Regions from separate parts of the Homo sapiens genome. Here region 2 is linked to region 1. The links are chromatin contacts, found by Hi-C or POLR2A ChIA-PET in ENCODE. All regions are on one chromosome and are shown on one strand. The core of a region is the stretch at or near the end of the contact, and the rest is flanking DNA. Distances in the headings are between cores, read along the strand shown.

Evidence for each region. A loop is a pair of places that touch in the nucleus more often than their neighbours do. ChIA-PET counts read pairs that join two places held with the same protein, here RNA polymerase II (POLR2A). Pooled maps may share reads with other maps.
Region 2: a loop to region 1 is called in a map with no recorded cell type, with 6 times the contacts of the local background. The contact joins the enhancer-like site here to the promoter of AKAP19 in region 1. A Hi-C loop is called at or near these places in 2 of 168 maps with a recorded cell type or tissue (GM12878 and psoas muscle), 21 of 37 single-sample maps with no recorded cell type and 14 of 50 pooled maps. POLR2A ChIA-PET finds 5 or more read pairs at or near these places in 1 of 52 experiments (HepG2).

What each region holds. Positions count from the first base shown.
Region 1 is chr2:190,179,512-190,182,211 of GRCh38, forward strand. It overlaps AKAP19 (A-kinase anchoring protein 19), which reads left to right and starts at 1,352. Exons shown (of 2, transcript NM_001042519.2): 1 at 1,352-1,598. RefSeq lists silencers at 708-807, 1,078-1,527 and an enhancer at 1,306-2,105.
Region 2 is chr2:190,358,595-190,361,294 of GRCh38, forward strand. It overlaps INPP1 (inositol polyphosphate-1-phosphatase), which reads left to right. Exons shown (of 7, transcript NM_001128928.2): 3 at 1,445-1,712. The coding sequence starts at 1,509. Among named protein-coding and RNA genes, the nearest start is that of INPP1, 16 kb to the left of the region's middle. RefSeq lists an enhancer at 1,343-1,722. Within about 2 kb of position 1,382, at least 26 of the 41 ENCODE cell types and tissues checked have a DNase peak (open chromatin) inside an H3K27ac peak, as active enhancers do; they include GM12878 and psoas muscle, where a contact is called at or near this core.

The sequences.
Region 1 (2,700 bases), core at 102-2,601:
TACTAGCATGAAGAAAAATTACATTTCTGGGCCACTGGGTTTGTATATAACCTTAGCTAATTTAAGCCTGGATAAAAATAAGAATGCTTGATTCATTTAAAATCTGAGATTCTGGGATAGATTTTTGTGTAACTTAAACTTCTCAACTCTTCTGCAATCTAGGTTTATTTTTTACTATAATGTACCTTCAAAGAGCTAAGTCTCAGTTTATAGATTGTTAGTTTTTTAAGTTCCACTCTCTTTCGTTGTACTGCTGAACTCTGGGCCTCTGTGTCCTCATCTGTAATGTGGAGTCAAAATTATCACTAAGGTCCCTTCAAGCATGAATTTCGCATTGACTAATCCGTTGTAGAACACAAGGAAAATAATGGTTCTTTTGTAGTTCTCTTGGGACTTTTACTATTGCTAGAAATCATGCTGGGCAGATGCAGGCATCACATGGACTGTGCGGGGAAGTGTAACTCAATAATGGCCATGTTTTGAGGCAGTGGTATTCAATGCTTTAAAGAGTGAGAAAATGGCCTTTAGAGATACTTTGTTTGAAAGAGAAACACGCTTGGAAAATGTTCTTGAGTATTTCTGTATGGAAAAGTATAAAATGGATATGTCCTTTAAATGTTTAAGTACTTCCAACACTTTTGCTCTGCATACTCATGGTGCAAACGAGGTGGGAAGGGCGGAATCCCTGGCCTAGCTCTGCGAGAGTGGGGTTTCAGGTCAAAGCAGGTCTGGCAGCTCTGCCCGGCCCAAGCGCAGAACCCTTAGCTGGGAAGGCCGCGGCCAGGCTGCGGGGCCCCCTGCAGGCGGGCTCAGTGCCCCGGCCCAGCACCTGTTGTCCCAAGGCAGGCCCCGCGGGGGAGAGGCCTTGGAGGGCAGCGCCCCCTCTCACCAGGGCGGAGCTCAGGAGAGTTCGCAGCCCAGGGGGCCGAGACCAGGGGCAGGGCCAGCGAAATGCCTCGCTGGCTCTTACTTTCATTGACCTCTGCGATGCCTCGCTGGCTTCTGCTTTCATTGACCTTTGCGGGTCTGTTCCCGCTGCGGCGCCGGCAGCTGCTTGGTAGTTGCGGGGGGCGTGAGGGCGGTGGCCCAGACCAACCGGCTGGCAGCCCAGCTCCGCTCCGCCCGCCCCTGCCTCGGACCCTGCGCCTGAGGAAGTATCGAGGCAACCCTCTGCCACCCGAAGTTCGTGGGTCGCTCCCAGAGGGCGCGCCCTGGAGCCGAGCGCCCTTGGGCGGCCATCTGGAGGCCAGGTGCGGGCCGCGAACCCGCGAGGAGCGCGCGGCGGGCGCGGCGGCGACGGCAGGAGGAGGGGCCGGGAGCCCGGGCGCCGCCGAAGGACGCCCCGTCCTCCACATGCTGCCACTTGGCTGAGCCGGGCGCCGGCGAGAAGGCGGCGCCGCTGCCCTGGCAGCTGGACTGCACTTTGCCCCCGCCCGGCCTCAGCTGCCGCCCGCCCAGACGCCAGCAAGCCCCCCTCCCACGACAGGGCTGCTCCGGGAGCTTCGGAGACCCGCCCCGGGCCTGAGCGCAGGCTGCCTCCGGGACCCCACGGCTGTCCGGACGTGCCATGGGCGCGCAGCTGCCGGGCAACGTGTTGTGTAAGTGAACATCTGGGAGGTGGGTGACTGGTGAAGGGCGGGTGTCTGTCGGTCTTTGCTTGTCAGCTGTGCCTTTTAGATTTTTCAATGGCAGAAACCCATGAGTTACAGGAGGCTTTAATTAAACGAGACCGTTCTCAGCCAGCTGCCGTGGATAGAGCCTCACATCTCCGTCCCCTAATCGAGAAGAGTTAGCCCCTACCCCTTCAATTTTGTTCTGGGCTTCCCAGTGAAAGGTATCTCATTATGAGTTGCAATTCCACCCTGCTGCCTACCTGAAGAGTGAGTGAAGATTTTCAGGTAAGAGATTTGCCCGTGAACATTGCATTGATATGCCAAGCTGTCAGGCTTGTGCTCTGAATGGCATATCATGAGCAAAGTATTAGCTCTCGTGCTCTTTGGAGCTGTGGGAGGCTGAATATTGAGGTGAAATGATGCAAATAAGAAATTAAGAGGAGTAGACGGGTAAGATCCTTTAGCCATGAGTTAAGGGGTCAAAGAAGCAAAGCGGAACAATTGGAGTTGTCTCTCTTGTCTCTGGTCTGACACCAGCCCTTCCCCTATCCTTTAGGGAATTAGGTTAACATAAAATTGTAAACTAGTAAATGTTCTTATCAAAGACCATCTTTTTAGGATCTAGTGTATGTGGCAGCTCTCTCAGGGAAATTTTTAGATAAGAATTCGGAGGAATAGGGAATCTACTTTTATTATGACAAAGTATAAATCAAACCAAGATCAACAGTTGGCTATTCCTTTTTCCCTTTGGATGAGGCTGTTTTCAAACACCTAACATGGCTATCATAAATAGATGGCAAATAACATTATTTAGGCATTCTGCTTTCAAGCAGAATGGTCTGGAAGAATAATTTCAGTTTTTAATTTTGTTTTGCCATTAAACAAAAATTATAATCATTACTTATTTAGGTCCACACAATGTTGTAACAAAAGGATGCTTTAAAATTGTAGACCAACCTCCAATCCATTTTATTATCTCCTCTGTAGCACTCCTGACAGGCCAGCCACATTTTGATTGAACACTTCAGTGACAGGAAGCTCATTACATTTTGACGGGTTCCTCCTTTTCTGTTGTTAGCAAGGCCTT
Region 2 (2,700 bases), core at 132-2,631, 180 kb after region 1:
CAAGCCTTGCAGTTTAGCCTTCTGTAACCCTGAAGAAGTTACTTAACCTTGCTATACTTCAGCTTAACTATAAAACAGGGTTGATAATACAATAATTCTCATGAGATAGGAATTTTTCAAGCTTTTCCAGTAAGAGGTAGCTATTATTAAAAATGAGAACTGTTTCTCTCCTAATTGCAGGAAAGCCCCAACAGATATAATCAAGGTATGATAGCATAACACTCTTAGAAGCCAGAACTTTTCAAGTCTCAACAAGTTGCATGTTTCACCTCATTATTCAACCGTTTACTGGGTAAAGGAGCAGCATAGATAGTGGGACTTTTTTTTAACGGGGTGTGAGGAAGTTGGCAATGAGATGGCTTGTGCTACTAGCCTAAGAATGACCTCAGGGCCTTGCAGGACACACAGTGCTTGCTGGTCTGAGGCTGGGCGCAGTGGCTCACACCTGTAGTCCCAGCACTTTGGGAGGCCGAGGTAGGAGGATCACTTGAGCGCAAGAGTTTGAGATTAGCCTGGTCAACATGGTAAAACTCCATCTCCACAAAAAATACAAAAATTAGCCTGGCGTGGTGGCATGCATCTGTAGTCCCAGCTACTCAGGAGGCTGAGGTGGGAAAATGACTTGAGCCCAGGAGGTCAAGGCTGCAATGAGCTGTGTTCACACCACTGCACTCCAGCCTGGGTGACAGAGTGAGACCCTGTCTCAAAAACAAAAACAGCAAAAAAGGTGCTAGCTGGTCTGGTACTTAGTACTTTAGAAAAGTTGCCCTGGATAACACGGTGAAACCCTGTCTCTACTAAAAATACAAAAAATTAGCCAGGCATGGTGGTGGGCGCCTGTAGTCCCACCTACTCGGGAGGCTGAGGCAGGAGGATGGCGTGAACCCGGGAGGTGGAGCTTGCAGTGAGCGGAGATCGCACAGCTGCACTCTAGCCTGGGTGACACAGTGAGACTCCGTCTCAAAAAAAAAAAAAAAAGAAAGAAAAAAGAAAGTTGCCCTGGAACTGACAGCATAAGTCCTCATCCATTTCTTCTCCCTTCTTCCCACAGGGTGAAAGAAAGCACTACTTCAATATTGCTGCTAAGCATATGATCATTCTAAGGTCATTACAAGAATTTGACTTGCCTTTAGCATTGTGCTTGTGTGTCCATCTGCCTGTCTCTCTAGGGATTTAGATTTTCATTCAAAGATTTTTCTGTCACTGAGAATTTAATTCTTGGTATATTTTTGAGAGTGTAAATTTTTTTTCAAGATTTAAAACAATAAGCTTCAAATGTTAGATTGTATCTAGAGTCTTCCACACTGAGGATGTGAATATGATATAGACTAGCTGTTCACCAGGCTGACCAGGTTGACTGCCAAATGGGTTGTTAGTAGTGCCAGAGGCACCCTGACATCACTCTCTGAACTGCTTTCTCTTTCACATTCTTGTATTTTTCCAGCTGACGGCCCAGAGGGTGGGTGCCAATTCCACCAGCAGCTGCAACTGAAAAGCAAGGTTCAGAAATGTCAGATATCCTCCGGGAGCTGCTCTGTGTCTCTGAGAAGGCTGCTAACATTGCCCGGGCGTGCAGACAGCAGGAAGCCCTCTTCCAGCTGCTGATCGAAGAAAAGAAAGAGGGAGAAAAGAACAAGAAGTTTGCAGTTGACTTCAAGACGCTGGCTGATGTACTGGTACAGGAAGTTATAAAACAGAATATGGAGAACAAGGTAAGAAAGGTCATAGCCAAGGTAACTGCAAAATAGTTGCATCTGTGGCTTTCTCCATCATAGAATAGCATGCCTTTTGCTCCTCACCCCTATCAGTATACTAGCACCTTGATTTCAAGTAAACATCTTGGATTTTCTTCCTCCTTGTCATGATTACAGTATTGATAAAATGTTCATTGCAGGAAATCTTTAAAATACAGAAAATGAAATAAGAAAATAAAAATCACTCACAATTCTAATACCTAGAAATAAACACTTCAGTATAGAACCTTCCACTTACTAATGAATTTCTTCTTAATAAATAATACATGTTTTCTGGAAAATAAGCAAAAATAAGAACCCTCTTAGTCCCACCACTGGAGAAAACCACAGCTATGCTTTGATAAATATTATAACATTTTCCTTCTATGTGTATGTGTGTACATGACACATACAATGTATTGCAACAGAAATAAGAGCACACTGCTTTGTAACCTGTTTTTTTTTTAACTTGATATGTTAAGTCCTACCTTGTGGATCTCATCATTTATCTAGTGGTTTCTTCAGTTATGAGATTGTAGCTGGAGACTTAAAGTCTCCTTTATTCTAGTAGAAAAATACTGTTCTTTGTTATAAACACACAAAGATGTTTATATGTTAATATAACAATGATTACGACTCTTTCTGGAGCTGACTAGAGAAACCGTATTAATAAGTAGAAATAATAATACTAGCAGCACTTATAAATGCTATGTGCCAGCCACTATTCTAAAGTCGTCGTTAAATATATTAACTTATTTAGCTCTTATAACAATTTGATGAAGAACTACTATTACAATGCAATGGGTGAAAAAAGGGAGGCACAGAGAGGTTAAGTAACTTGCCTAAGGTTGCACATCAAGTAAATGGTAGGGCCAGTTTTTGAACACAGGCAGACTGGCTCCAGAGTCTGTGTTCTTTGCAATATTATATTGCCTTTTATATGATAATCTAACCATTACATTTGGGA